2 separate regions of the Homo sapiens genome follow, and region 2 is linked to region 1. A link is an interaction called in ENCODE POLR2A ChIA-PET data of the cell type or tissue named here. Cell type or tissue: CD4-positive, alpha-beta T cell. All regions are shown on one strand. Each heading gives the region's core, and the rest is flanking DNA. Links, peaks and the distances in the headings are about the cores only.

Evidence for each region. Peaks named below come from ENCODE experiments on the same cell type or tissue, not always from the same donor. Only the 100,000 strongest peaks of a DNase experiment are listed, where the experiment ranks them.
Region 2: POLR2A ChIA-PET joins it to region 1 with 6 read pairs; 2 of 35 experiments call an interaction of 5 or more read pairs at or near these places.

What each region holds. Positions count from the first base shown.
Region 1 is chr11:67,949,173-67,964,820 of GRCh38, reverse strand. LOC112268076 (translation initiation factor IF-2-like) reads left to right here. Exons shown (of 4, transcript XM_047427952.1): 2 at 312-349; 3 at 8,795-9,339. Among named protein-coding and RNA genes, the nearest start is that of UNC93B1, 47 kb to the left of the region's middle. In CD4-positive, alpha-beta T cell, for the core only: CTCF peaks have their summits at 8,676 and 8,881; DNase peaks (open chromatin) are centred at 8,960, 9,250 and 9,680; H3K4me3 peaks cover 834 bases.
Region 2 is chr11:67,876,954-67,892,601 of GRCh38, reverse strand. The region is part of intron 3 of LOC112268076 (translation initiation factor IF-2-like); the gene reads left to right. LINC02754 (long intergenic non-protein coding RNA 2754) reads right to left here and starts at 8,174. Exons shown (of 3, transcript NR_183627.1): 1 at 7,574-8,174; 2 at 4,278-4,449. In CD4-positive, alpha-beta T cell, for the core only: no CTCF peak of the experiment used is centred there; DNase peaks (open chromatin) are centred at 7,271, 7,661 and 7,971; H3K4me3 peaks cover 1,949 bases; H3K27ac peaks cover 2,440 bases.

The DNA of each region.
Region 1 (15,648 bases), core at 4,368-12,367:
ATAGTTTCAGGCAATGTTGTTTGGTGCATTCAGCTTGATGATTGTTATGTCCTCTTGGCAAAGTAGTCAAGATTCCCATCAGTTTGAATGAAAGCGTTTTACAGATAGGTCAGGAAATGTTAATACTTTAAAAGGCCCTTCTATTCCTCCACTCTACAGATAAGAACAACAGAGTCCTAGAGAGAGGAGGTCATGGGTCTCACTCATGAGTGGCAGAATTGAAACCAACATGGCAGTAACTTTGCCTTTCCCCCATCATGTTGTTCTCCCTCTATCTTCACTCTGCTGATTTCTTCACTTGCTCCATGCAGACCTCCCAGTGCCAAGTCTATAAACGTGTCTGGAATTGGTGGGTTCTTGGTCTCACTGACTTCAAGAATGGAGCCGCAGACCCTCCTGGTGAGTGTTACAGTTCTTAAAGGTGGCGTGTCTGGAGTTTGTTCCTTCTGATGTTCAGATATGTTCGAAGCTTCTTCCTTCTGGTGGGGTTCGTGGTCTCGCTGGCTCAGGAGTGAAGCTGCAGACCTTCACGGTGAGTGTTACAGCTCTTAAGGCTGCATGTCTGGAGTTGTTCACTTCTCCCGGTGGGTTTATGGTCTTGCTGGCTTCAGAAGTGAAGCTGCAGACCTTCTCGGTGAGTGTTACAGCTCATAAAGGCAGTGTGGACCCAAACAGTGAGCAGCAACAAGATTTATTGCAAAGATCAAAAGAACAAAGCTTCCACAGTGTGGAAGGGGACCCCAGCCGGTTGCCACTGCTGGCTCGGGCAGCCTGCTTTTGTTCTCTTACCTGGCCCCATCCACATCCTGCTGATTGGTCCATTTTACAGAGAGCCTGAGTGGTCTGTTTGGACAGGGCACTGATTCGTGTCTTTACAATCCCTGAGCTCCCCACACAAAGGCTCCCCACGTCCCCACTAGATTAGCTAGATACAGAGTGTCCACACAAAGGTTCTCCAAGTCCCCACCATAGTAGCTAGATACAGAGTGTCGATTGGTGCATTCACAAACCCTGAGCTAGACACAGGGTGCTGATTGGTGTGTTTACAAACCTTGAGCTAGATACAGAGTGCAGATTGGTGTATTTACAATCCCTTAGCTAGACATAAATTTTCTCCAAGTCCCCAACAGACTCAGGAGCCCAGCTGGCTTCACCCAGTGGATTCTGCACAGGAGCTGCAGGTGGAGCTGCCTGCCAGTTCCTCTCTGTGCACCCACACTCCTCAGCCCTTGGGTGGTCGATGGGACTGGGCGCCGTGGAGCAGGGGGCGGTGCTCGTCGGGGAGGCTCGGGCCGCACAGGAGCCCATGGAGGGGGGAGGCTCAGGAATGGCAGGCTGCAGGTCCCAAGCCCTGCCCCACATGGAGGCAGCTAAGGCCCAGCGAGAAGCCGAGCACAGCAGCTGCTGGCCCAGTTGCTAAGCTCCTCACTGCCCGGGGCTGGCAGGGCCATCCGGCAGCTCCTAGTGCGGGGCCACCAAGCCCACCCCCACCCAGAACTCCAGCCGGCAGGCAAGTGCTGGGGTCAGCCCCCGTTTTAGCTCATGCCTCTCCCTCCACACCTCCCTGCAAGCTGAGGGAGCCAGCTCCGACCTTGGCCAGCCCAGAAAGGGGCTCCCACCATGCAGCCATGGGCTGAAGGGCTCCTCCAGTGCCACCAAAGTGGGAGCCCAGGCAGAGGAGGCACTGAGAGTGAGCGAGGGCTGTGAGGGCTGCCAGCACACTGTCACCTCTCATAAGGAGTGATTAATCTGAGCTTCTCCAGAAAGTCCATTCCTGGTAGGCACTGGGAATAAGAAATCTCAGAGTATAAAATAGCATCAAGTGGTAGCACTTTTGTGAATGGCTCCCAAATTAGATCCCTTACCTTTTTTTTTTTCATGAAGCACAGTTGCACAAAACACGCTTAACCTGAGATGAAGCACATATTAGAGAAAGGTTCTCTCTATAGAATTATGTATTACTCGAATGAGCATTAAAAAGAGGAGATGGGACATGCTCTCTCTAGCTATTATTACCTCCACTATAGAGTTGACATACACAAGCTCATTATTGCATTATGTTTTATTCAACAAAATAACTTTAATGTTGAAGCTTAAATTGAATTTGTTAAAACATCTTTGTCTCCAGCATAATGTGCCTCAAGTGTCTTCTTGGTGCCTGAATTTTCTCCAGAATTATAGTGCTGAAGCTATGGAAATGGTGAAATTATATGCAATCTGCAAAACAATGTGGCTATAATGTGGTAATTGGCCTTCCGCATAATTAAAGGAACATTTCCTCATCAGAGCTGTTCCATCAGAGACCCAAAGGCTATCGTTGTACAAATCACCCACTTAGGAAAACCTTTATTCCCAGTAGCCTATAAAAATCTGGTTATGCAAACAGATTTGCTTATTCAGTAACATTAATGGCTTCTCATAGTTAAAAAGTCATCAATGTGATTGACCTATACCCTGTTTCCTCTGTGACCAAGTGTCATTTTTATTTTGACAGTTAGGAGCCTTTTGACTCTTTCACAGCTGGCATGAAGGCACAGGGAGGGAAATCTCAAAAACCAACAACCTGCGTATTCCCAGCCTATTAATCAATAGAAAATCACTCAACTGGATTAGGGTCTTGTACCTGGCAGAAAGGCTCTTATGGACATTGGAATTGGATTTTTACACTTGATATGACACCTCCTTGAGTCAGATCAGATTCGTGTTTGATAGACTCTTGCCGAAAAATTGCTCCAGGGTCTGTGCAGTAGCTAAAGCCTTTTTGTTGTTGTTGTTGTTTTAAAAGCAGCATTAAATGTTTTCATGAAGACCTTCCCAGCAGTGATTTTATTGGGAATATGGTCTTTAGCTCTGGTCCTGAATAACTCACACTGAGGAAACCTCCAACAAGTGTTGTATCGGAAGATATCTGATGGATGGTTGGTTTTAATAACAAATCTCTTCCCTTTTTCTGTCCCCTGTGTTCTATTCTCCTTTCTCTACACATTATTCTGGGAGGATTCACCTATTCCCAAAGTCCTTTCCTCTTTATTTCCATTCCAGAGCTCTCTGTATAACTCCAGGCTGATGAATCCAACTGCCCAGTTGTTATCTCCACTTGGCTGTCTGTCTTGCATTGACCTCATCTTACCTTTCCTCTCCTGATTTCCTCTTCTGCCTGGGCTCACCCCGTCAGATTCACACCACCATCCACCCAGCTTCCAAAACACCTGGGCCTCATCCTTCATTCCTCCCTCTTTCTCAGTCAAGTTAGTCTACTGTCTCCTCTCCATCCTCACTGCCACAGCCTTGGTCCAGCCAACCATCTTGTCTCACTTGGTGTATTGCAACCTCCTACCTGGTCTACTCACCTCCCACTCTCCTCCAGCCAGACTGCTCTTTTTATAGCACAAAGTGGATCATTACTCCCCTGCCTAAAAACATCTACTGTCTCCTTTTGTCTACAGGATAAACCTGACAAAGAGCCTTTAAGATTTGGCTCCAACTTACCTCTATATTAGTCACTTTTTACAATTATATGAACATCTCTCAGCTTCTCACCCTCTCACGTCTCGATTTTTGCACATGCTCTTCCCTCTGCTGGGAATGATCTTCCCCACCTCTCCTATCAACCTGGCTAATTCCTACCATTTTCTAGTCTTCAACTGAGGAGTCCTGTGGTGGAGAAGGACTTCCGACCACCTGATAGAAATTGCATGCCCAACCATCTCCTGGCTTTTTTTTTTTTTGATGGAGTCTCGCTCTGGCCATCCAGCCTGGAGTGCAGTGGCACGATCTTGGCTCACTGCAATCTCTGCCTCCCGGGTTCAAGCAATTCTCCCACCTCAGCCTTCTGAGTATCTGGAATTACAGGTGCCCACCACCACACCCGGCTAATTTTTTTGTATTTTTAGTAAAGACAGGATTTCACCATGTTGGCCAGGCTGTTTTCGAACTCCTGACCTCAAGTGATCCACCCACCTTGGCCTCCCAAAGTGCTGGGATTACAGGCATGAACAACTGCACCTGGCCGATTGGGTGCCCCTTCTTTGTGCTCCCATTGCCCCAGGCATACTGTCACCATAACTCCTACCATTGTGAGTTGAAAATGATTTCTTTTTTTGCTTTTTATTTCTCTCATTAAATGCAAAGCTCATTGAAAAGAGGATGTTGGTTGTTCACTGTTGTACTCCTAACCTTTGACTCGGTGTCCTGAGGTCGGCTCTAGAGCTGTGCACACATGTTCAGACATTGGAGCACATCTTGTCTAGCACCTCTTTTGAGGTGGCTTGGAGAAAATTCAGTAGGTACTTCCCCTAGGATGAAACAGAAGCTTCACCTAAATCAGGAGTTCTTCAACTTCAGCCTGCATTAGAATCCTCTGAGAGCTTGTTAAAAATACAGTCTCCTAGAGCCCACTCTTCAAGAGTCAGTGAGTTGCTTCATCATCAAAATATATACAGAATCCAGAGGGTCTTCAGCGCCAGCCTGGTCTGAGCCACTGTGGACTCCCGCCTGCAGAATCTCACTGCTGGTCTCCTTGCTTCTGCTCTTACCTTCTTATCATCCATTCAAGTAGCCATAGTGATCCTTTTTTAAAAATTTTTAAAATTTTTTTGAGATGAAGTCTCACTCTATTGCCCAGGCTGGAGTGCAGTGGTGCTATCTCGGTTCATTGCAGCCTCTACCTCCTGGGCTCAAGCCATCCTCCCACCTCAGCCTCCTAGGTAGCTGGGACCACAGGCATGCACCACCACACCTGGCTGATTTTTGTATTTTTTTGTAAAGACAGGGTCTTTCTATGTTGCTCAGGCTAGTCTTGAACTTCTGTGTGCGCCCACCTCAGCCTCCTGCATTTTTAGGAAGCCCCTCTTGTAGGGATTTTGATGCAGAGGCCTGGGTGCCTCATGTCTCCTCCCATCTCTCTCTGTCTTTCTGTCTCTGTCTCTGTCTCTGTCTATCTCTCTCTCTTTCTCTTTGCCTTATAGCTGCCCTGGGGACTAGACTCTGCCTTAGGCATCCCTCTGACTCCTGTTTCCTTTTACACTGAGGCAGCTTTAAGTCGCACCTTGATCTGAAGACTTGGGCTTCTGTTCCTATTGCTTGCTTTTGTTGGAAGGGCCGTGCAGCTTCTTGACAAATTGCAAAGGTGCCCACGAGTTTCCAAGTCCCCAACAACCAACCAGATGACAAACAAGGATGCAGCCCACGGCTGGGGAGACAGATTTCATGTCCACACAGAGACTCCAAGATGCTGAACTGAAATCCACCCCGAAACCTGTTTTCTCTCTCATTTAAGTTCAATGTCACCTGGGGGCTTGCAGGGCAGGGCTGGTGACCATTCACAGGGCAAAGATGCTTTGAAATGTCAACTGAGAATGGTGTGGTGGTTGACAGATGGCACATCAGGGCATAGATTAACATGGAAAGAGAAACTCACCCCTTGGGGGTAGTGTGTGAGGCTGGCAGCCACACAGATGGTTTTTCCTGCGAGCTCTTGCATAGATGCAAACAGCCAGGAGGTTTTGCTTTCTGAGCCTGAGTGGAACAATGTTCCTCCCTGCACATTGCCGCTCTGCAGCAAATGTTTATTCCTGTTGCATTGATTAAAAGTGCTTACCAGGCCGGGGGCGGTGGCTCAAGCCTGTAATCCCAGCACTTTGGGAGGCCGAGGCGGGTGGATCACGAGGTCAGGAAATTGAGGCCATCATGGCTAACACGGTGAAACCCCGTCTCTACTAAAAATACAAAAAATTAGCCTGGCATGGTGGCGGGTGCCTGTAGTCCCAGCTACTTGGGAGGCTGAGGCAGGAGAACGGCATGAACCTGGGAGGCAGAGCTTGCAGTGAGCCGAGATTGCGCCACTGCACTCCAGCCTTGATGACAGAGCAAGACTCCGTCTCAAAAAAAAAAAGTGCTTACTAAAAGGGTTTGAGGGGAGTGGTGACAGTGTGAGTTATGTCTCTGCCGGCTGCCAGTGGAGCCAGCCGCTCTGCACAGCTGTGCAAGGGTGTTTTGAAAAGTGGCTCAGCCAGCCAGGAGTGACTGGGTGTAAGTGTTGCTGCCACAACATCTTGTAGCCTGATTGGGGCCGTATTTGCAGAACCCCTAAACCACTACATTTGTTCAGGCTTAAAAATAAGCTTGCTTTTTTGTTTGTTTGTTTGTTTTGGTTTGTTTTATGAGATGGAGTCTTGTTCTGTCGCCGGGTTGGAATGCACTGGCATGATCTCGGTCCACTGCAACCTCTGCCTCCTGGGTTCAAGTGATTCTCTTGCCTCAGGCTCCCGAGTAGCTGGGACTACAGGCATGTGCCATCATGGCCAGCTAATTTTTGAATTTTTAGCAGATATGGGGCTTCACCATGTTGACCAGGATGGTCCGATCTCTTGACCTCGTGATCTGCCCACCTCGGCCTCCCAAAGTCCTGGGATTACAGGTGTGAGCCACCGTGCCTGGCCAAACATAAACTTACTTTCTTACCTCTTCTGCTGAACTCTATTTGCTTCTTTTCCCAAAAGTCTTTATCCAAAAGAGTTTTAGCAACAAAGTTACCCAATGCCCTTCCCTAGTCTCTCCTTGCAACTGGCTCTCAGCAGGTGGTAGGAGGAAATCCTTGACAGAACCAATTTACATGACTGTTTGGAGGACTCTGGCTAGCCCCAGAAGGTGTTTGCATTTTTAAATTGGTTACTAGTGTCAGAATGTTTCATGAGTAAGAGCACAGCCTCTCTGTTGGATGCCCTGAATTTGAATCTCAGCAAGGCCACTTTGTATATAACCAGAGGATGGATTTGGGGACCCAATGGATTTACCATGACATGAACTTGCACCAACATTCACCTGACCTCCAAAATGCCTATTCTGACTGGTAGACCCTAGTCTCGCCCTAGTGCCAGTTCAGAGCCTGTGTCCAGTGATCCTGCACAGATCTCATTAGTTCCTTTTCCCCTGTTCAGTCATCCTGGTAAAAGGCTGTGTATTCCTTTGGGGGCAGGCTGGGAGAAAAATTGACAGTATAAATTTTTGGCAGTGGAGCAGAGTCCTTTCTGGAGGGGACCTGGCTTCCCATTCAGACAAGGGACTCCGGGTCTGTGAACTGGCTTATGTCTGGGAATTGACTGGGGACTGTGACTCTGTTGTTATGATTCAGATTAGACTTCTACTCACCTGACCTAGAACTCTTCTGCAAACACAGATCAAGTAAAAATGTGGCAGGCTTCTTACCTATTTCACTTCTAGGAATGCCACGATCAGCTGGCACCATAGGTCTCTGTGAGTCAGGCTGTTCTGGTTGCAGCTTTGACTCTGCTGTCTTTTATGGTAACTGCGTCCACCTTGCCTTTGGGGATTGAGTGCTGCAATCACTTGGCCCCGGCCCCTGTAGTGTGCCTATGTCACTTACCCTCTTTATACCTCAGTCTCCTCCTCTGTAAAATGGGCATCCTAATAGCACCCACCCCCAGGGCTGCTGTGAGGTATAGATGGATTAGCATATTGAAAGTAATAGAAGAGAGTCCAAAGCCCATGTGTCGTTATCAGAATTATTTCATGACAGGGGAGAGCTGGAGGAGAGAGGAAGGTGCTGAGCAGACCCATGTGCTCTCCCACCAGTGTTTCCTGAGCACCTACTATGTGCTGCCCACTGTGAGAGCTGTTAGGGTTGAAATAGGGAGCACAGCAGGGTAGGGTCCGCCATCAGGAGCTTAGTGGAGAGACCATTGTGCAACATGGTTCCAGTGCTTGGGGTGGAGAAGCTCAGGGAGTTCAGGGGCCTAGGATCCTGGGCAGAATCATGGAAAGGACACAGCCTCCCCAGCCTCTCCTGCCTCCACTGCCTCCCTGGCCTCCTCTGCTTCCCTGGCCTCTCCTGCCTTCCTGGCTTCCCCTTCCACCCCAGCATCCCCAGTCTCCCCTGTCTCTCCTGCTTTTGAGGTGGGCCAGGAGCTGCTGGTGCTCAGCCTGTCCTGGACTCTTGGTGTAGCACCTCAATGTCCAGAAAATACCCCCGAGTTCAGCTCATCACACAGCCAAGGAAGGAGCTCCACACTGACACTAAGAGTGCATCCTGGGCTCATTCATCAGGGCGTGCCTCCAGAATATTTCTCCACGTCTCCTCCCTTTGCCCACCTGCATTGTCTCTGTGCCTCAGCCCCGGCTAGGGGCCTGCAAGGATCCCCTATCTCCTCTGCCCCTGCACGGCTGGGTCCCAGGCAATCTGTCTGCCCACCACACCTTTCTCCTCTTGCCCACCACGCTCCAGCCCCACAGTCCTCTTTCTGCTTCTTTCCCAGCCTCTGGGCTTTTGCACACGCTGTTCCCTCTGCCTGAACAACCTCCACTGGGCTGAGAACAACTCTCTGAGACGTCTCTCAGCTGTTGCTTCCTTTGGAACAGCCGCTGTTGCTGTCAATCTCCCAGCGCCAAGACATGCTGAGCCTCCTGTCTTTTTCAGTTCCCATGCCCCCAGCACTTCTTCTTGGCCTCCTTTTGCCCAATTGACAATGTCCATTCTCAATGCCTTCTCACCCAGGGCTGAGCCCTACTGTGTGAAGGCCATGCCTGTCATGTTCACCACAATATCCCCTCCCCCATCACCACGCCTGGTCCACAGAGATGCTCAAAAAAGATCTGTTGGTAGGCAACGCGAAGGTGCATTCATGTCATCCTGCAGGCGGAATTCTCCACGAATTTTGAGCAGCCTCGGTTTTCCCACCACCTCCAAATCATGCAAGACACAGGGTAAGAGCAAAGACAAGGTGGCTGTGGCTGATGTCCACCCTCTCGGGGCGTCCCTTCTCTCCTCCTTGGGCAGGGAGACCATCGGGGTGCAACCTGGTTGGGGCGGGGAGGAGGTGCAGGGCCTGGCCAGAGCGGGCATGGCCGCAGGCAGGGGACAGCGACTGCTTGGGCCAGGGCAGGCGAGCTCAGCGCAGGCCAGGGCCCGGCGTGTCCGCGGTGGGCGCGAGCGGCCAGCAGAGGGCGCCAGAGAGCAACGAGCGGCCCGCGGAGGAGCCCACGCCCGCCCCGATGCCTAGCTCCGCGCCGCGCGGACCCACCGAGCCCGCGCTCAGACGCCCCAGCTCCGCCGACAGGCCGCTCGCGCCGGGTCCTTCCTCTTCCCCAGGTGCAGGCAGAGCCCCCGGAGCCATGGCCAGCCCTTCCGGCAGCTCCAAAGCCACTGGCAAGCCCCGAGGCAGGGATGGCCGGCCCAGGAGAGAGGAGGACGACGTCACTCCCGAAGAGAAGAGGCTGCGGCTGTTGCTGGAGGAGGGAAGCGCACAGCCCGATGACGGGGAGGACGCACCGCGGCCAGGCAGGAAGGAGACCGGCACCCAGACAGGTGGCGACGGCAGAGGAGTAAGTGACGCGGGCGCGGGGGTCCGGGGGTGCCGGGGGTGCCGGGGACGCGGGGTAGGGGCGGCGGGAGGCTCCGTGGCCGGCCCCGGGTTGAAGTTGGTAACTGAGCGACAACTCCGGCGGGCGCGGAGTGACAGCTCGCGACGGCCTCCGAGACGCCAGCTGCCCCTTCTCGGCTGTGTGGCTTCGACTTCCTGATTCTCCCACGACGTCCCTGGACTAGAGACCCGCTGGACTCTGCGGCTAGCCAAAAGGGGAGGGGGAGCCCCGCGTCCTGGGGGCCCCTAGCAGGGGAAGGGGCGGGGGTTGCGCTGAGCGTCCTGTCTGGGGCATCTGTCTGGGACTCTGTCAGTGCCTCTCACCTGGCGAGGGGCTTGTGGCGGGGGTAGGGGGGAAGTCCCTGGCGCCAGGCTTGGCCAAGCCCTGCTCTGCTGGGCTGCGGGCTGGCGGTGCTCACCCAGCTCCTCACCTGCCCCGCATCTTCCTGTTTTTCTTCCCTTTCTGGTTGGGCAGCGAGAGTTGAGAGGAGGCAGATGGCTTACATCCCAGAAATCGCTCTCCTCTTTCCATCCCTACAGAGAGGGACAGAGAGGGAAAGTTCCTTGCATCCCCCGGGACGCTGTCCCTGTGAGCTCCCGGTGTCCTGCACACGTGAGCCCCTGAGTTACCGGGCCTGTGTGTGTGGGATGGGGCTCCGTGGCCAGCCTGGCCTCCTGGAGTTCACTTTCTGCTTTCCTACACCAACTCTTCCTGTGTGGCTTTGCTGGCCTTCCACTGAGGAGGCACATGGGTTTGGAGGGCAGATGAGGGCCCACTGGAGAGCTGTACCCCTCAGTGAGGGCCGCCACCTTGATGGTTTTTGATGGATAATGGGGTTGACCTCTTTGTTCTTTCCACATGTTTTTATGTTTGACCATTTGCTCAGCTGAGCTTGTCTTAATAATTGGATTCGTGGTTAATGAGCCCCACATGGGCGAGAGGGCGGCCTTCATTCGGAACCCATTTAGGCAGCACGGGCAGCCCTCCTCGCCGTGGGCGGCATCAGAGCCCCCCTGCCCAGTCTTGGGGTTGCTCCTGGATGCCGTCTGGGAGGCTTGCTCATGGTGACATCCTTATCTCCCCGTGCACGTTACCGCATTCAGAGCTTGGGTCACCTGGACACTGAACTCAGGCGAATTTTCTCTGAGATCCTGGGAGAAGGAGGACAGTTCTCTGGAAGGTTTTCCAGGGCCGATCACGGAAAGGATGAGAAGGGAGAGGTCCTGGTCGGGGACACAATTACGATGGCAGTGTAACGCCGGGAAACTTTATTGCATGAAGTCCCTCTCACTCCCTCTACCTCCTTCTTTTACGTGGACTCTGCCAAAGACCAGGATACCAGAATGCAGTGGAGTGACCAAGTGTAGTGGGACCTTGGGAACCTGAGTCTGGAGCCAGGCGGCTGGGGTTTGCATCCTGGTTCTGCCCCTCCTTAGCTGGCTGACATGGCACAAGCCACTTACCCTCTCTGAGCCTTACTGTCTTCAGTGGCAAATGGATCTGTCAACAGGCCTCGTTGCCTGGGGTTGTTACTGCTGAGATTAAGGGAAGCTCGTCCATAGAAGCACTTAGCGTTGTGCCTGGCACATAGTGTATGGTGGATAAATGGGACTTAGGACTAAAACTCATGCCTTGGTGTGTTTTTGCAGTGATGTTTTGTTCTGGGGTGCATCACAAGAGACAAGGTTCTTGGCTGGGCGTGGTGGCTCAAGCCAATAATCCCAGCACTTTGAGAGGCTGAAAGGGGAGGATTGCTTGAGCCCAGGAGTTTAAGACCAGCTGGGCAACATGGTGAAGCCTCATATCTACCAAAAAAAAAAAAAGCCAGTTATGGTGGTGTGTGCCTGTAGTCCCAAGTACTTGGGAGGCTGAGGTGGGAGGATTGCTAGAGTCTGGAAGGTCCGGCTGCAGTGAGCTGTGATCATGCCACTGCACTCCAGCCTAGTTGACAAAGTGAGACCGTTTCAAGGAAAAGAGAGAGAGACAGACAGACCCACAAGAGTCTTAAGCCAGAATCTCCATGTTAAAATGCTTTCTGGAGGCTAAAATGATGATATGTTGATAATGAAATATTTAAAAGGCAGAAACCCCACTGAATTGTTTGGTCCACGGAGGGAAATGGGAATCGCATGACCTGAAGGATGATGGAGGAACTGAACAGAAACCATCCTTGTTTCCTGAATCTGAACATGGCACCCTCTTTTCACGGTGTCTGTATCTGCTCAGTCTGGTGGCCCCTTGAAAAGAGGGAATCTTGATTTTCAAACTTAAAATTTGGCCCAAAGCCCACTGCTGCCCACAATGCCCGCCAGACCCATTCCTCTTCCCTTTTAGTTTCTATGGGAATACTCTCTTTGAAGAACCCATGAGGCAGTGTCAGGCTGGTGTGAGAATCAGCAGTGATTTATTTGAGGAGGAGAGTCCATTTCTTCACTCACAGGCCATGTCTGAGTGGATCAAGAAGAACAGAGTGCCCTTTTATGAGATTTTGTCTGCGTAGACCATTAGCTTGGTAAAAACCATCCTCGTTCTTTAATAGCAGATTATTTTGGACTTTGCAAGAAGCAGCATGGGCATTCAGATGCTTTTAAGGATAAAATGTTCTTTCTCATCACCAGGCCTGGTGCTCTGGATGGCTGAGGTTTTAATGTGACTGGATGTCCCTTGGAGTGGCTCCCAGGCTGAGATCTCGCGGTTGGGTGGCAAGGGGTTGCTTTATTCGGTGGTGGCTAGAGGATGTTTTAGCAGGTAAATCGGGACCCCAGGAGCCCCTGAGTGCCAAGTCCTGCTGCAGGGCATGTGTTTATGGTGGGGAGGTGGGGGGGTGGAGGGTGGGGGGCATTGATTTCCTGCCAATATCAGAAGTTTCTCAGGCTTCTTGTGTATCCATAAACACCCACCCCATTGAGAAGGCCTAGAAAACCTGGCCCTCCCCAAGCCTTTATTGACCGCTTGTGAATGATCCCAGGGTGTGTCTGACCAACAGCTCTTCCTGGAGGGAGAGAAAAGTCTCTCCTAGGTATTTGGTTATCACCCTCAACCACTTGCTGAGCCTTCCTCAAGACCAGGCACCTCAGCAGAGATTTCAGGGTTGTCAGGCGGAACCAAGCATTCAAGGGTAATAACTCATTGGAGTCCCTGAAATCCCTGATGGACGCACCAGGTGAAAGCATCCAGGGTTGAAACCAGATGAGGAAGGTTATTGTCAGCCTGGGGCTCCTGTAGAGGTGCATCCGTGTTGCAGGGATTTTCCTTCTTGCTGAGGAGAAACCTGGGTTTCTCAGCTTTGGCACAGTCACAACACTTGGGGTTAGACCATTCGTGGTGCTGGTCGTGGGGCCGTCCTGTGTATTGTAGGATGGTTAGTAGCATCTGTGGCCTCCATCCTCTAGGTACCATTCTACCCTCCCAGCTATGGCTACCCTAGATGTCTCCAGACGGTTTCAAATATCATGGAGCAAGGGAGTAGTACTTGAGCAAAACCACCCCAGTTGACAGCCATTGGTCTACACTTGTGGAAATGTTTGAGGGTGAGAGTGTCAAGCTTGGGTCCCTGCTGTACCCTTTATGAGCAATGCGGTCTTGGAAAATTAATACTACTCCAGGGGCCTCAGTTTTCTCATCTATAAAATGGAGATAAATGAGATACACTTTCATAGGAAGGTTATATGGGATTTACTGAGATAATAAGACAGTACATGGAAAATGCTGGGCATAGAATTTATTTATTTTATTTTTTTTAAGACAGAGTCTTACTCTGTTGCCCAGGCTGGAGTGCAGTGGCATGATCTCTGCTCACTGCAACCTCCACCTCCTGGGCTCAAGTGATTCTCCTGCCTCAGCCTCCCGAGTAGGTGGGATTACAGGTGCCCACCACCACACCTGGCTAATTTTTGTATTTTTAGTAGAGATGGGGTTTCACCACATTGGCCAGGCTGGTCTCAAACTCCTGACCTAAGGTGATCCGCCTGCCTCGGCCTCCCAATGTGCTGAGATCACAGGTGTGAGCCACCACGCTGGGCTGGGCATAGCATTGTAACACAGACAAAGCACAAAATACTTGGGCAATATCTTTTTACATTTGGCTTGTCTAGACTCCATCCTCCATCCCCTCATGCGCTGGTACGGTGCAGACCAGAATATCACCCACCTAGACTGCAGAGTGGATTTGGGTGGCATCTTGGCTTTCTGCACAAGACTTGCCTGTTCCCCACCACATCCCTCTGGTTCTCAGGGTCCAGGATTCCAGGAGGCAGGGATGTGGGCAGGCAGGGCAGGTGGCCCACCCAGTTCACTCCCACGCTGGGGACCTGCAGAGCCGGCTCTCCAAGACAGGGTGTTTGGACCAACATCTGGGTTTCTGGATTTCCATTTGAGCACAGCTGGACTACACAGGCTGAAGCTCTCTCTGCTGAGATATAGATATTTCCCTGGTGATGATCTTTCAAGCTGACATGAAGACATGGCCACCCGCTGGAATGTGGTGTGTCTGCTGTGGCGCTCTTGTAATTTGTGAGGCAGGCTCCTGAGGAATGCAGTGCGTAAGTGGGAAATGGTGGGAAGTCCTCTCGTCCCTCCCGGCCGAAAGTGCTGCCTGCGCAGGTTGGTGGACAGTCCTTTGAGCAGGAAGAAGACACGGAGCACATTCCTGTTAGCTATGACAGAGAGGGGCAAGGTACACACTGGACATTTCAAGCCCCTGCAGAGAAGCAAGTCTTATTGTGCTGGGAGTACTTGTGGAGTGGGGGCTGTGTCACCCTGGGCTTTAATTATTTCAGGAACATTTAACCGCAGGGCTGGCAGGCTGGATCTTGATATGTGTTTCTCAGTTGGAAAGACTTTGGACCATAGGGAAATGTCTTCTCAATTCTTTTAATTTCATTAAGGTGGTCATTTTTCTTCTTGTGGCCTCTGGAATGTGACACAGAACTCAAGGGACAGGAAGGAGATGAGTTGGAGGCTGGGACAGGGGTCCCTGCCAGGGATGCTGGTGACTCACATGACGGTGTTGATGTGTGGAGTCTGGTGCCTGGTTTGGGGAATGTTTGTGAGATATGTTCCAAAGCACTGATGGACCTATCAGGTACTGGAGGTGAATGGTCAAGTCTGATCTCAGGGCTGGCAGTGTCAGGCAAGGACAGGAAGTTGACGTTGGACTCACTGGCTGAGGTTGCTTGGGACCCAGGGGGCAATGTGTGCCAGGACTGATGGGTCTGGGGCTAGGAAGGCAGGTTTGGGCTGGAGACTCAGGCTTGGGAGGCATCCCAGGTAGACAGTGGTTGAGGCTGTGGAAATGACTGTGATTGCCTGGGATGAGAGTGGAGACAGACAAGATGGGGGTTTTGCTCTAAGCCTGGGGAACCCACCTCCCAGGTTCAAGGGATTCTCCTGCCTCAGCCTCCCAAGTAGCTGGGAATGCAGGTACATGCCACCATACCTGACTAATTTTTGTACTTTTAGTAGAGATGAGGTTTGGCCAGGCTGGTCTCAAACTCCTGACCTCAAGTGATCGGCCCACCTTGGCCTCCAAAGTGCGGGATTATAGGCATAAGCCACCGTGCCTGACCATTTTTAAATATTAATTTTTATGAAATATTTTCACGCACATTTTACTGTACATTGGAAAAGTCAATCATGATTTGAAAACTTTATCAATATCCAATCAAATGTCAATTAACCATTTAATTGTGGATGGGTAAGGAGACTATTTTGACCAAAACATGTTAGAACAATTACCACTTATAGAAATAATCTATGTTTTAATGTTTTAGTTGAATTAAAGAATCTTTTATATTCTGTCCAGGTGCAGTGGCTCACACCTGTAATCCCAGCACTTTGGGAGGCCGAGGCTGGTGGATCACCTAAGGTCAGGAGTTCGAGACCAGCCTGGCCAACATGGCAAAACTGTCTCTACCAAAAATACAGAAATTAGCCAGGTGTGATTGCACACACCTGTAATCCCAGCTACTTGGGAGACTGAGGCAGGAGAATCGTTTGAACCTGGGAGACAGAGGTTGCAGTCAGCCGAGATCGCACCACTGCACTTCAGCCGGCCTGGGTGACAGAGCGAGACTCTGTTTCAAAAATAAATAAATAAATAAAATAGAATTCTGAATTTTATTTTTAATAATTATTTTTGTAAAGAGAATGTCTTGTTTTTTGGAGTTGTTGAATTGACAAAAATTACGTACAAGAGGGTATACAACATGATGTGATTGAAGTATGTATACATTATGAAATGGCTAAATCAAGCTAAATAACATATCACCT
Region 2 (15,648 bases), core at 3,316-11,315, 71 kb after region 1:
CAAGTGCAAAGGCCCTGTTGTGGAGAAAGGTTTGAAAGTCAAAGAAAACAGAAGGAGGCCAGAGTGGCTGAAATAGAGTAGGCCAAGGGGAGGAGATAGGAGAGAGCTGGAGAGGTGGCAGGAACAGGCAGAAGACTCGGGGTCTCGATTTTATTCTATGTGCCATGGGCAGGAAAGGCAGGGATGAGACTCAATGGACACCTTAAGATCACTGAAGCTGCTAGGTAGGAAATGGATTGCTGAGCATGGAGAGCAGGTGCAGAGGACCAGTTAAGACCAGTTAGGAGGCTGCTGCTGTAGCCCAGCTGGGATAGCGGTGTCCTAGGCAAAGATAATGACAGTGAAGATAGAGAGAGTGGACAAGTTGGATAAAGTTTAGAATCACAGGACTTCTGACTGGAGAAGAGGGCAAAAGCAGAGTTAGCACAACACATGAGTTATGACCACCTTGAGCAGCTCAGCAGGGGGTGGTGCCATTTACAGAACAGAGATGGCACGGACAGAGCCCATGGAGAAGGAGGAGGAAAAAGAGTTTTGCTTTTGTTTTTTTTTTAAGACAGGGACTTTGGCTCTGTCACCCAGGCTGGAGTGCATTGGTGCAATCATAGCTCTTTGCAGCCTCAAACTCCTGGGCTCAAGTGATCCTCCTGCCTCAGCCTGCCATGTAACAGGACTACAGATCCTACAGATGCACTTCACCATGCCTAGCTTTTTTTTTTTTTTTTTTTTTTTTTTTTGTAGATAGGGAGTCTCACTGTGTTTTCCAGGCTGGCTTCAAACTCCTGACCTCAAGTAATCCTCCCACCTCAGCCTCCCATAGCACTGGGATTACAGCCATCACCTACCACTCCAAGCCATGAGTTTGGCTTTGGATTTAACAAGGTTGAGGTGTTCATGAGTTGACAAGTGGAAAAAACAAGAAAGAAGTTGAGTGTTTAAGACTGCTGTTTGAAGGAGAAGTCTAACCTCAAGACAAAAGTTCAGGACTCATCAGCTGAGAAATGGCACTGAAAATTATGCAAATGGATGAGTTCAGCTAGCAAACAAGTCCAGAGAGAGCAGCACTGGGCTACGCACCTGGCCTAATGCCACCCCACTCCTCCCAATCCGTGTGTTATGCTGGAGAGGGTTCAGCCTCTGGTGAGTTTCACCAAACCGCCACATCTCTTTCTTCTGAGACCTTCTCTAAAATCCCCTCTTTTATACTTAGTGAAATGGGATTCTCTTTTTCCCATCCAGCTTAGGCAAATACTTTTGACTATGAGAAGAATGAGGATGCATTTAATATCTGTTCTGCATGGCTAATTCCATCAAAGATTTCTCATTATTCATGCCTGGCAGTCTCATTTTCTTCTTTTGCCTCTAAGAGCACAGTTGTAGCCTTAATTACTGACCTTTTCACTCTTCTAATACCAGTGATTTTCCCCATCTTAGTTCTCAGGAAGTTCTTTTCGCAGAATTATCTCCTGAATCCTCACCTGGAGATAGAAATTGTTCTCTGGCTATTTCTTCCCCCTCTAATTCTTATCAAAAAACTCAGTGATCTCTGTGCATCAAATATTAAACTCAAGCTTAACAGATCGTGATTCTGACTTCTCTCTCTCTCCGGCCTGTGGGTTAACAGGTTTGCAACCTTTGCAGGGAAGACACCAAATTCTCAGGAGGCCAGAGTTTCCAAGGGTACTGGTCACTCTTGCTCTCTTTCTCCTGCTCAAAATTCAGCACTAGAGTGTGTTACACCATTGCACCTGCAGAGGAGTTCATCTGACTCTAGGGACTACAGAGGAGAGAGATGGACAAACTAACAGGCGTTCAGAAAATGACTACCACAATGGGGGAAAAAATGAAAGTCAAACCAAATAAGCAACGATCAAAAAAAAAAAAATCTAGAGGCCAGCTGCAGTGGCTCACACCTGTAATCCCAGCACTTTGGGAGGCCGAGGCAGGTGGATCACTTGAGATCAGGAGTTCGAGACCAGCCTAGGCAACATAGTGAAATCACATCTCTACTAAAAATACAAAAATTAGCCAGGTGTGGTGGTGGGCAGCTGTAATCCCAGCATTTTGGGAGGCTGAGGTGGTTGGATCACCTGATGTCAGGAGTTTGAGACCAGCCTGGCCAACAAGGTGAAACCCTATTTCTATTAAAAAATACAAAAATTAACCAGGTGTGGTGGCAGGTGCCTGTAATCCCAGCTACTTGGGAGGCTGAGGCAGGAGAATTGCTTGAACCCAGGAGGCAGAGGTTGCTGAAGAGAATACTCCAGAGCAGAGGTTGGGACACTAATGCCCATGGGCCAAATCTGACCTGCTTGTGCATGTGTTTGTCAATAAAGTTTTATTGAAACACAGTCATGTCCATTTGCTACATATTGTCTATGGCTGCTGGATTTGGCTGTTCTCTCATGCTATAAAGAAATACCTGAGACTGGGCAATATATAAAGAGCTTTAATTGGCTCACAGTTTTGTAGGCTATACAGGGAGCATGACACTGACATCTGCTGAGCTTCTGTGGAGGCCTCAGGAAACTTACTTACAATGATGGCAGAAGGTGAAGTGGGAGCAAGAGAGTAAGGAGGGAGGTGCTACACACTCGTAAACAACCAGATCTTGCAAGAACTCACTCACTATTGCAAGGACAGGACCAAAGGGATGAGGCTAAATCATTCATGAGAAATCCACCCCCATGATCCAATCTCTTCCCACCAGACCCCACCTCTAACACTGGGGATTGCAACATGAGTTTTGGGTGGGGACTCATATTCAACTATATCAGCTGCTTTCATGCTATGGGTGGCAGAGTTGAGCAACTACTATAAGAGACTGTATGGCCCACGAATTCGAAAATATTTACTATCTGATGCTTTCAAGAAAAAGTTTGCAAACCCTGCTCTTGAAAAGGAAGGGAAGGAAGAGGAGAGGAGGAAGGCAGGAAGGAGCAGAAAGGGTCACGGGGCTGTATTCAAACATCTGTTGTTAAGAAAGAGAAATTCAATTTATTTGGCATGGTCCAAGTTATCAAACTAGGAGCACTCCATTGAAGTTTCAGGACAAACGCTGTGCTGAATATAAGGATGACCCCATCTGTAATGCCTAACCTTGTTTTTATTAACTTTGTTCTTAGACTTTCCTTTTCTTTTAATCACTTAGCCTTGTTTCTACCTGAATTGACTTTCTTTTAGCTAAGAGAGCTAGATAGATTTTATCTTGGCCTTTTCACTGACAGCCCCTTCCTCAAGGACTTAACTTGTGCAAGCTGACTCTTAGCACATCTAAGAATGCAATTAACTCATAAGATACTGTGGCGAGCAATATCCGCAGTTCCTAGGAATTTGTCCGATTGATAATGCCTAAAGCCCCACGTCTATCACTTTGTAATAGTCTTAAAGCCCTTACACCTAGAACTGTTTACTTTCCTGTAACAATTTATCCTTTTAACTTTTTTGCCTACTTTACTTCTGTAAAATTCTTTTAACTAGACCCGTTTCCCCTGTCTAAACTGAAGTATAAAAGAAAATCTAGCCCTTTCTTCGGGGCCAAGAGAACTTTAAGAGTTAGCCATTTCTTGGCCGTCAGCTAAATAAACAGACTCTTAATTCATGTCAAAGTGTGACATTTTCTCTAACTCGCTCAAGTACAACATTCGGAGGCCCCAGCAAGAAACGCCACCAGGCAAGAGCCGGGCTCGCTCTGGGCTCCCCCAGAAGGCCGGCCGGCTTGTAGGGGGGGTGCCACCTGAAAAAAAATTTTTAGGTCCCCGAAAGGTGACCGTCTTTCAGAGGAGAGCGGATCGACTACCGTGTGGGTGTCCATAAAAATTCCACATCTGAGTCCTCGACTTCTGACCCTGAGGTCAGGTAGGTCAGATTTGACTTCAGTTCTAGTAAGAGGGAAGCGGCCCTGATGAGGGTGTCCCTCTTTTGACTCTGCCTGTTTCTCTAGGACGCTAGAAGGTAGAGCCCTGGTTTTCTGTTAGGCACCTCTGTGTCTCTTTCTAGGAGGGAAGTGGCTCTGACAGCGGCCCTCCCTTGACTCAGTCCACATCCCAGGATGCTGGAGGACTGAGTCCTGGTTTCTGGCAGACCGGTCACTCTCTCTCTCTTTCTATCTCTCATCTTTCTCTTGTTCAAGTTTCTTGAAGAATCTCCAAGAAAGAAAAAAAAAAAAACTGTTATATACTCTGTGTGAATAATGAATGAGTGAGGACAAGGGCTTGCGCTTGTCCTCCAGTTTGTAGCTCCACGGCTAAAGCTACGGAGTTCAAGTAGACCCTCACCTGCGGTTCCGTGGCGACCTCATAAGGCTTAAGGCAGCATCAGGCATAGCTTGATCTGAGCCGGAAGTTTATACCAGCCTGCCAATGTTAAGAGGAGCCCAAGTCCCCTCAGGGGGAGCGGCCAGGCAGGCATCTGACTGATCCCATCACAGGAGCCCCTCCCCTTGTCTGTCTGAAAAAAAAAAAAAAAAGGAAGAAACTGTCATAACTGTTTACATGCCCTAAAGTCAATTGTTTGTTTTATGTTGATTGTTCTGTTCAGTGTCTATTGTCTTGTTAGTAGTTGTCAAAGTTTTGCATGTTAAGACGTTGATATTGCCCAAGACGTCTAAGTAAAAACTTCTTCAAAGTCCTTAGTGCTGATTTTTTGTCACAGGAGGTTAAATTTCTCATCAATCATTTAGGCTGGTCACCACAGTCCTGTCTTTTCTGCCAGAAGCAAATCAAGTGTTGTTACAAGAACAAGTGTGAAAAACATTTCCCTAATTAAGATTTCTAGCACCATGAAAGTTGTAAGTATTTAGATCATCATATTCCACGTACAAGTGATTAGACGTCCTCTAAACTAAACCAGTAGTGAATTCAAAACAGCCACCCTGTAGATTTCCTTGCTCACCTCTCTTGTCATTCTGTAACTTTTCCTGTGCCCTTCAGTAGAACACCGTGTAAAGAAATGTACGCCCGTACTGCTTTACCTCGTTTAGATTCTTACTCTGCTCCTCTGTGGCTACTCTCCCATCTTAAAAATGATCCGAGTAGTCCTTTTCCGCCTTGTCCCTGCCCCCTATCCTGCACATCTCGTTTTCTGGTGCGACAGCAAGTTCACCGTCTCCAGGACTTGGCTCTGTTCTCACTCCTTAAACCCTTAAAAGAAAAAGCTAAGTTTAAGCTATTTGCCTTTAAGTCATAAAGACACCAAAAGTATTTAAAGCGCAGATCTAGAAGAAGAAGAAGAACGCCTAGATCAAACTGACCCAGAAGATCTCAGGCTGGCTCTAGTCCTCCTCCCTCAATCTTAAAGCTACAGCAATGTAGCAAGTAGTATTAGCTGTTTTAAGTTTTTCTGCTCTTTCTAGTCATATTGATTCTGTTCTTTCACTATGCCAGTCCCCCAAGAAATAAGTTTCTCTGTCCATGCTAAGTTTAATATCTATGCTCAAATCTTATTAAATTGCCTTAAAAAAAAAAATAAGAAACACTTCCTCCCAGCCTTGTAAAGTTAAAGCCCTCTCCAATGTATGCTGCAGAATTTTTCTCTCAGTTCAGAGGATTATAAAGTCCGCCTTAAAAAAGGTAAGCTCCAGACACTCTGCAAAATAAAATGGCCAAAGTTTAAAGTCAAGTGGCCCCCTGAAGGGTCATTGAACCTCACAACTGTTCAAGCTGTGTGGCAGGTTGTTACTGAAACTCCTAGCCACCCTGATCAGTTTCTCTACATTGATCAATAGCTAAGTTTAGTCAGGATCCACTCTCCATGGCTCCGTTCATGAGCCATTCATAATTCTACCTCCAAGGTCCTCCTAAGCCAGACCGAGTTTTCGCCTCGACCCTCAGCCAGTTCAGCTCCCCCTGTACTGCCTCCCTCTGAAGAAGAGGAGAGTCTCCCTCACCCAGTCCCACCGCCTTACAACCAACCTTCTCCCTTAAAGTTATCCCATGTCTGCTCGACGACGTCCCCTGTAGACTCGCCACCCGTTGCCTCTCAATCATGACCGTGGCAGGAAGAAGTAGCCCCTCTACTACCACTGAGAGAGGCACAAGTCCCTCCAGGTGACGAGCGCTCAGCACCCTTCTTAGTTTGTGTCCCTTTTTCTACTTCTGACTTATGTAATTAGAAAACCCATAATCCTCCCTTCTCTGAAAAGCCCCAGGCTTTGACCTCTCTGACAGAGTCTGTACTCTGGACTCACCCGCCCACCTAAGATGATTGCCAACAGCTCCTTTTAACCCTTTTCACCTCTGAAAAGAAAGAACGTATCCAAAAAGAAGCCAAAAAGTACTTCCTCACATCAGCCAATAGACCGGAAGAAGAAGCTAGAAACCTCCTTGAGGAGGTCTTTCCCTCTACCCGGCCTAACTGGGACCCAAATTCCTCAAGTAGAAAGAGAGCTTTAGACGATTTTCACCGGTATCTCCTCGCAAGTATTAAAAGAGCCGCTCAGAAACCCATAAACTTGTCTAAGACGACCGACGTTGTCCAAAGGCCCGATAAGTCACCAAGAACGTTTTTAGAGCGCCTCCAGGAGGCTTATCGGATTTACACCCCTTTTGACCCGGCAGCTCCCGAAAATAGCCGTGCTCTTAATTTAGCATTTGTGGCTCAGACAGCCCCGGATATTAAAAAGAAACTCCAAAAACTAGAAAGATTTGCTAGAATAAATATCAGTCAGCTTTTAGAAATAGTCCAAAAAGCTTTTGACCATCAAAAGGTTAAAAAACAAAAACAACACAGGCAGCTGAAAAGGCCGCTGATAAATCATTCAAAAGACAAACAAAAATCTTAGTGGCGGCTATCCAAGAAGTGCAGAATGAAATAGCCCATTAATTTAGCATTAACTGAAGCCCCTGCTTTAGCCCTCCCTAATATCTCCATAAAAGCCAAGGAGTTGCTAAAGAGGTGCTGACTCAGGCTCTAAGACCCTAAAGATGCCCAGTGGCCTATTTATCTAAGAGGCTAGATCCTGTGGCCTCTAGATGGCCAAGTTGTCTGCGAGCCATAGAGGCTACAGCAAGCCTAGTCCAAGAAGATGATAAGTTAACTCTAAGCCAAAATTTAACCCTTACAGCTCCTCATGCTGTAAAGACCTTACTACGAAGTGCTTCTGGCAAATAGATGTCAAATGCTCGCATCTTGCAGTTTCGAAGTTTACTGTTAGATCAGCCTGGTTTGACTTTCTCTCCCACAAAGTGTTTCAATCCAGCTTCGCTACATCCTGACCCAGACTGCACTATTCCTGCTCATGACTGTCAAGAACTGTTAGAAACTATCGAAACTGGCCCATCTGATCTTCAAGATGTGCCCCTGGAAAAGGCAGATGCCGCCGTGTTCACAGACAGGAGCAGCTTCCTCAAGCAGGAAGTATTAAAAGCCAGTGCAGCTGTTACCACGGAGACAGATGTGTTGTAAGCTCAAGCTTTACCAGCGAACACCTCAGCACAAAAGGCTGAATTGATCGCCCTCACTCAGGCTCTCCGATAAAGTAGAATAAACGTATTAACATTTACAGTGACAGCAAGTACGCCTTTGCTACTGTGCATGTACATAAAGCCATCTACCAGGAAAGCAGGCTACTCACCTCAGCAGATAGCTGTGATCCACTGCAAAGGACATCAAAAAGAAAACACGGCTTTGCCCATAGTAACTAGAAAGCTGATTCAGCAGCTCAGGTCGCAGCGCAACTTTCAGTCACGCCTCTAAACTTGCTGCCCACAGTCTCCTTTCCTCAGCCAGATCTGCCTGACAATCCCGTATACTCAACAACAACAACAACAAAAAAACTGGCTTCAGATCTCAGAGCCAATAAAAATCAGGAAAGTTAGTAGATTCTTCCTGACTCTAGAATCTTCATATCCTGAACTCTTAAAGAAACTTTAATCAGTCACCTGCAGTCTACCACCCACTTAAAAAGAGCAAAGCTACCTCAGCTCCTCCGGAGCCATTTTAAGATCCCCCGTCTTCAAAGCCTATCAGATTAAGCCGCTCTCCAGTGCACAACCTGCACCCAAGTAAATGCCAAACAAAGTCCTAAACCCAGCCCAGGCCACTGTCTCTGAAAAAACTCGCCGAGAAAAAAGTAAGAAATTGACTTTACAGAAGTCAAACCACACCAGGCTAAGTACAAATACCTTCTAGTACTAGTAGACACCTTCTCCAGATAGACTAAGGCATTTGCTACCGAAAACGAAACCACCAACACAGTAGTTAAGTTTTTACGCAATGAAATCATCCCTCAATATAGGCTGCCTGCTGCCATAAAGTCTGATAATAGAGCAGCCTTCACCTCGCCTATAGCTCAGTCAGTCAGTAAGGCGTTAAACGTTCAATAGAAGCTCCATTGTGCCTCTATTGCCTGGAGCTCTATCAGCCCCAGAGTTCCAGGCAAGTAGAAAGCGTGAACCACACCCTAAAAAACACTCCTACAAAATTAATCTTAAAAACCGGTGTAAATTAAGTAAGTCTCCTTCCTTTAGCCCTACTTAAAGTAAGGTGCACCCCTTACCAGGCTAAGTTCTCACCCTTTGAAATCATGTATAAGAAGGCGCTGCCTATCTTGCCTAAGCTAAGGGATGCCAAATTAGCAGAAATATCACAAACTAATTTATTACAGTACCTATAGTCTCTCCAACTGGTACAAGAGATCATCCTGCCACTTGTTCGAGGAGCCCATCCCAATCCAGTTCCTGACCAGAAAAAGTCCTGCCATTCATTCCAGCCAGGAGACCTAGCGTTTGTTAAAAAGTTCCAAAAAGAAAGACTCACTCCTGCTTAGAAAAGACCTCACACCGTCATCCTCACGACGCCAGCTGCTCTGAAAGTAGATGGCATTCCTGCCTAGATTCATCACTCCCGCATCAAAAAGGCCAACAGAGCCCAACTAAAAACATAAGTCCCCAGGCCTAAGTCAGGCCCCTTAAAACTGCGCCTAAGTCAGGTGAAGCCATTAGATACATTCTTTTTACTACCTCACTTATTTGTTTTTGCCAGTTACGTCCTCTGTACCTTCCTACTCCTTTCTCCTCACCTCTTTCACAACAGGACGTGTATTTGCAAACACCACTTAGAAGGCCAGTACCTCCAAGGAAGTCTCCTTTGCAGTTGATTTATTTGTACTATTCCCAAAGCCAGTCCATACCCACGAAAAACAACACAATCTGCCAGTCCCAGGAGCAGGAAGTGTCAACCTTGCAGCAAGATTCAGACACTCCAAGAGCCAAACTAAGTGTAGAAGCTCCAAAAGTGCAGAAAAAAGACTCCAAAATATTGACTTTTACCTCTGTCCTAGAAATCACCCTGATGCTAGCTGTCAAGATACTTATCAGTTTTTCTGCCCTGATTAGACACGTGTAACTTTAGCCACCTACTCTAAAAGATCAACCAGATCTTCAACTCTTTCCATAAGTCGTGCTTCTCATCCTAAATTATGTACTAGAAAAATTGTAATCCTCTTACTATAGCTGTCCATGACCTTAATTCAACTCAATAGTATCATGGCATGTCATGAAGATTAAGATTCTATATCCCAGGATTTAATGTTAAGTCTATGTTCACTATCCAAAAAAACCCTAGTCTCATAAAGCCCACCCAAGCCAATCAGGCCTTTAACTGATCTAAGTAACCCTATGTTCCAGAAACACCCTGACAAAGTTGATTTAACTGTTCCTCCACCATTCTTAGTCATAAAAGATACACTCCAGAAAGTGCAAGAAAATCTAGATAAGCGCCAACAAGAACAAGAAAATAACATCCCCTAGTATCAAAGCATGTTCAACTAGAACCCAGAGCTAACTATTCTAATTACTAAGTTAGCCAGACCCCCTCCCCATCCTAGTATTAAGTCTAATTTTTGGACCTTGTATATTAAATTAGTTTATTAATTTTGTAAAACAACACATAGCTTCTGTCAAACTTATGTATCTTAAAACTCAATATAAACCCCTTGTTATAACTAAAGAATCAACGATTTGATTCCCCAAAAACACAATGAGGAATGTAATGCCCAACCTTGTTTTTACTAACCCTGTTTTTAGACTCTCCCTTTCTTTTAATCACCTAGCCTTGTTTCCACCTGAATTGACTCTCCCTTAGCTACGAGAGCCAGACATACTCCATCTTGGCTCTTTCACTGGCAGCCCCTTCCTCAAGGACTTAACTTGTGCAAGCTGACTCCCAGCACATCGAAGAATGCAATTAACTGATAAGAAACTGTGGCGAGCAATATCCGCAGTTCCCAGGAATTCGTCCAATTGATAACGCCCAAAGCCCCGCGTCTATCACCTTGTAATAGTCTTAAAGCCCCTAGACCTAGAACTGTTTACTTTCCTTAACAATTTATCCTTTTAACTTTTTTGCCTACTTCTGTAAAATTGTTTTAACTAGACCCCCTCCCCTTTCTAAACCAAAGTATAAAAGAAAATCTAGCCTCTACTTCGAGGTCGAGAGAACTTTAAACGTTAGCCATTTCTTAGCCGCTGGCTAAATAAACAGACTCTTAATTCGTCTCAAAGTGTAGCGTTTTCTCTAACTCGCTCGAGTACAACAAATCCAGCAGGCACGTCATCCACTCTAAAATGCCATCCTGGGGTAGTGAAGATGATGTTGCTGGAAATATCCTTAAATGGCATGTGGATGAGTTCCCCCAGAGGCATACCTGTTGAGCTAAGTACTTTGCTGATGAAGGGTACAAGTTGAAGGGGTTTTGAACGGCAGAGTGAGGTTCCTCAGAAGGCTGTTGCTACAGAAAGCCAGGAGGAGAAATTACATGGCCAGATAGAGTGGCATGACTATCGGATAAGGACTTTTTGTTTGTTTTTGAGATGGAGTTTTACTCTTGTTGCCCAGGCAGGAGTGCAATAGCACGATCTCAGCTCACCGCAACCTACGCCTCCCAGGTTCAAGAGATTCTCCTGCCTCAGCCTCCCTAGTAGCTGGGATTACAGGCATGTGCCACCACGCCCAGCTAATTGTGTATTTTTTGTAGAGATGGGGTTTCTCCATGTTGGTCAGGCTGGTCTTGAACTCCCGACCTCAGGTGATCCGTCCACCTCGGCCTCCCAAATTGCTGGGATTACAGGCGTGAGTCACCGTGCCCAGCCTGGATGAGGGTCTTTAGCAAAGATGGAAGTTTTTGTACCTTGCAGTTCAGTCTCTTCATTTATGTCCTCCTGAAATCTTCAGGAATAGCACTATTTTGTCAATACTTCTGGGGTCGTACTTAGGGGGACTTAAAGGAGATGTGATGTGGCAGCCTTTGACTCAAGGGAGTGTCATACTAGCTCAAAGAGATCTGGGTACATGCCAGTTGAACCAACTCTTCTGAGGATGTGATAGATCCTGGGAGGCCACTCTGATCCTGCCAACCTTGAGGCCAGATGAGTCTTTGAAAAACATGGTTTGGCTTAACACCAGCACTTTGTCTAACACCCACCATGAATCTTGCTGAAGTGAAGCTACACAAATACCTTTTCAAAAGATTGTTTTTCATCCCAGATCCTTCTTAGAAATTCCTAAGGCTCAATGCTGTGTGGACGATTCTGAGAAAAAAAATAGTTTCCGATCTTTGGGATTTCCGAGATGGTCCAATCTGCAAAAAGTTCATTGCCGTTTCCATCAAGGACACTGAGAACAAGAGTCTTATCTGGATTGGATCCTGGGAATTGAGAAGCTTCAGCAGGTGGGAAATGCACCCTCCACAGGCTCACACCCTTGTGGGCTGTTTCAGTTACCTATTGCACCTAAAATTAGAAACTTTAAACCACCACAAGCCATTATTGCTCATGACCCTGTGAGTTGCGTGGGGACTTCCTGGCTGGTTTAACCTGGGCTCATTTGTGTGGCTACCTGCAGCTGGAGGGCCAGCTGGGCAGAACATCCAGGACGACCTCATGCATGTGCCTGGCAGTTGGTGCTGGTTGTCAGCCGGGGAACCTTGTTTTCCTCCATGTGGCCCCTCGCCCTCCAGAGCCCCTCTCCAAATGGCCCTTTAAGCAGGATAGCCAAGGTTTTCTTGGTGCCAGCATGCATGAGGGCAAAAATATGGAAACTACGAGAGGGCTCTCAAGGCCTAAGACTATTTGCACCCCAAAAATCTGAGGTCTCAGTTAATTCAGAAAGTTTGTTTTGCCAAGGTTGAGGACGCATGCCTGTGACACAGCCTCAGGAGGTCCTGACAACATGTGCTTAAGGTGGTAGGGACACAGCTTGGTTTGATACATTTTAGAGAGACATGAGACATCAATCAATATGTGTAAGTTGTACATTGGTTCAGTCTGGAAAGGCGGGACAACTCCAGGTGAAGGTGAGACAAGGGGAAGGGGCTTCCAGGTCATAGGTAAAGAGACAAATGGTTGCATTCTTTTGAGTTCCTGATTAGCCTCTCCAAATGAGGCAATCAGATATACATTTATCTCAGTGAGCAAAGGGGTGACTGAATAGAATGGGAGGCAGGTTTCCCCTAAACAGTTCCCAGCTTGACTTTTCTCTTTAGCTTAGTAACTTTTTTTTGGGTGGGGGGACAGAGTCTCGCTCTGTTGCCCAGGCTGGAGTGCAGTGGTGCGATCTCGGCTCACTGCAACCTCCAACTCCAGGGTTCAAGCAATTTCCCTGCCTCAGCCTCCCAAGTAGCTGGGATTACAGGCGCCTGCCACCACGCCTGGCTAATTTTCATATTTTTTAGTAGAGACGGGGTTTTGTCATGTTGGCCAGGCTGGTCTTGAACTCCTAACCTCAGGTGATCTGCCTGCATCAGCTTCCCAAAGTGCTGGGATTACAGGCGTGAGCCACCGAGCCCAGCCTAGCTTAGTGATCTTGGGGCCCCAAGGTTTATTTTCCTTTCACGGCTAGAAGTTGGTCACCATCACTTTGGCAGCATTTCACTGGACAAAGCAAGTCATAGGCAGCCCAGATTCATGTAGAGGAGTATAAACTCTACCTCTTAAAGGAAAGATTGGTTCAATTATACTGCACGAGCATTTGCAGAAAGTTGTACCCATTTTTGGAAACTACCACACACACACACACACACGCACGCACGCACACACCTTTACATGCAACCCTCCCTTGAGGTGCATCTACTTCCAGGCAGAACCAAAACTTGACAGTACTCGACAGAAGAAAAGTAGTGTCCTAAATGCCAGTTCTCTTCTTACTCAACTTCAGCCTCATTATAAGCAGATTCTAACAGTTTATGTGTCTTGAGAAACATTTTAATTAATCTTTGGAATTTAAGAATTTGAATTCATAGCAGTAGCCTGTGCATAGGAAATACACATATTGTAAGTTTTTCCTTTCTGATAAATCATGCTGGGGGAACCACAATGTAACTTTTTTTTTTTTTGAGAAGGAGTCTCACTCTGTTGCCCAGGCTGGAGGGCAGTGGCATGATCTCAGCTCACTGCAAACTCCACCTCCCTGGTTCAAGCGATTCTCCTGCCTCAGCCTCCTGAGTAGCTGTGATTACAGGCGCACAAGACGGGGTTTCACCATGTTGGTCAGGTTGGTCTCGAACTCCTGACCTCTGATCTGCCCACCTCAGCCTCTCAAATTGCTGGGATTACAGGCGTGAGCCACCGGCTCACGTATACTGTGACTGTATATTGAAAGTTTCTCTTTTTTTCAAATAATTAACAGGTTTAACAGAATGTATCTCCTGATCTATTCCTTTCACTGCAGACATCTATTGCCTTTTCAGCCTAGCAGCCCTCCCCTCTGTAGAGACTCACACTTCCTACTCCAGTCATGTGGCTCCCATGGGGGCTGCCATGTTCTCAAATGACTCCACCCCTCTGGCCTCAGTTGATTGGTCCAGGGATGAGCATCTGGCCTAAATTGGCCAATCAGAATTCTTCCCTTGAATATTTTTCCAAACTGGAACTAGACCTAGTTAATCATTCTCTGTGATGACAGGAATTGTGTGTAGTGAGAAATACAGAAGCTTTTGTGGCCACGTTTCTCGCCTTATGGAGAAAAGGCTTGAGTAAGAAGAAATTAAGCCAGGATGCAGACAAAGCTAGAGACAGAGACAGAGAGAGAGATCTTGTGGTAAGCCCCTTGGTTTTTATCATTCTAGTACATGCTTGCTACTGCATACTACCAAGACTTTCACATGAGGGCTTTCTCAAAGTCAGGCATGGAGTATGTCAGAAAAGCCACAGAAGCCGGGCGCAGTGGCTCACTCCTGTAATCCCAACACTGGGAGGCTGAGGCAGGTGGATCACGAGGTCAGGAGTTCGAGAGCAGCCTGACCAACATGGCAAAACCCCTTCTCTACAAAAAATAAAAATTTAGCGGGGCATGGTGGCAGGTGCCTGTAATCCCAGCTACTCAGGAAGCCGAGGCAAGAGAATCATTTGAACGTGGGAGGCAGATGTTGCAGTGAGCCGAGATCATGCCATTGCAGTCCAGCCTGGGTGACAGAGCAAGACTGTGTCTCAAAAAAAAAAAAAAAGAAAGAAAAAAGAAAAGCCAGAGAGTTGATGCCCTGGGACCAGTCCTCAGCCAGTGACGGATGGGAGCCAGGCTATAAATGCTTCAATATCTTTGCCCCCTGGATGGAACAACTTTGAAATATATTCCACATCACCTCCCAGAGGTCCCCAGTGGGGTCAAATCCTAGTTGCCTGGAGTGGTAAGCTGCTCATTGAAGCCCCCTGTGTGGCCTCCTGCCTTTCCATGAATCAATTCCTCACTCCCCTATTGGTGTTCCCTGGAATCATCTCCTAAATAATCCACTTGCAATCCTGTCCCTCTTTCAGGATCTGCTTGGGGTTGGGGTTGGGGAGTGCAGAGAAAAACATAATCCCTTTTCCACTCCACACTAGTAAGATGAGTTTCTGTCACTGGCAACAAAGAGTTCTGACTATTACCTCCTTCTGAGATAATTCCTAAAATGTATTTGGGAATTTCCCCACCTCCACCCCACTGCCTATGTCATCAATATGTAGATTTCTTAACAAAGTTTAATGGTATTCTTTGATCAACCTCAAGTTTCACGAAACACACTGCACTTTCATAAGGGCTCCCCATGGCTGACAGATCAGCCGCTCAAAAGAAGGGAAGTGTCAGAGATGGCTCTGCTAGACTCACGTATTTTTCAGTAGAATCTGGGTCAGGATGTTGTGGTCAGGAGATGCTTCTGGAGCTCTGGGACCCACAAGCCTGCATGTCATGGTGGAGTATTAGGACAACTTGAAAACATAGTGGCAAGAGGAGGCTTCCTCTCTCCCCTGCAGTTCATCCTCCACCACACCCAAAGTGCTAAATAGATATTGGTTAAATGGATAATGGGGCCGGGCATGGTGGCTCACGCCTGTAATCCCAGCACTTTGGGAGGCTGAGGCAGGTGGATCACCTGAGGTCAGGAGTTCAAGACCAGCCTGGCCATAGAGGCAGGAGAAGCACTTGAACCTGGGAGGCAGAGTTTACAGCACGCTGAGATGGCACCACTGCACTGCAGCCTGGGTGACAGAGCAAGACTCAAAAAAAAAAAAAAAAATGGATTTATTCCTTCCAAATTGCAACTCACCAAAAGACCAACACGCATCATGTGGTGGCCATAATCACCACAGTGACAATAATAAATATAATCAACTGTCAAGCCAGCCACCTCCACTAAACCTAGTGGATCACATCTAGTGTTTCACTTTGGGGATATTT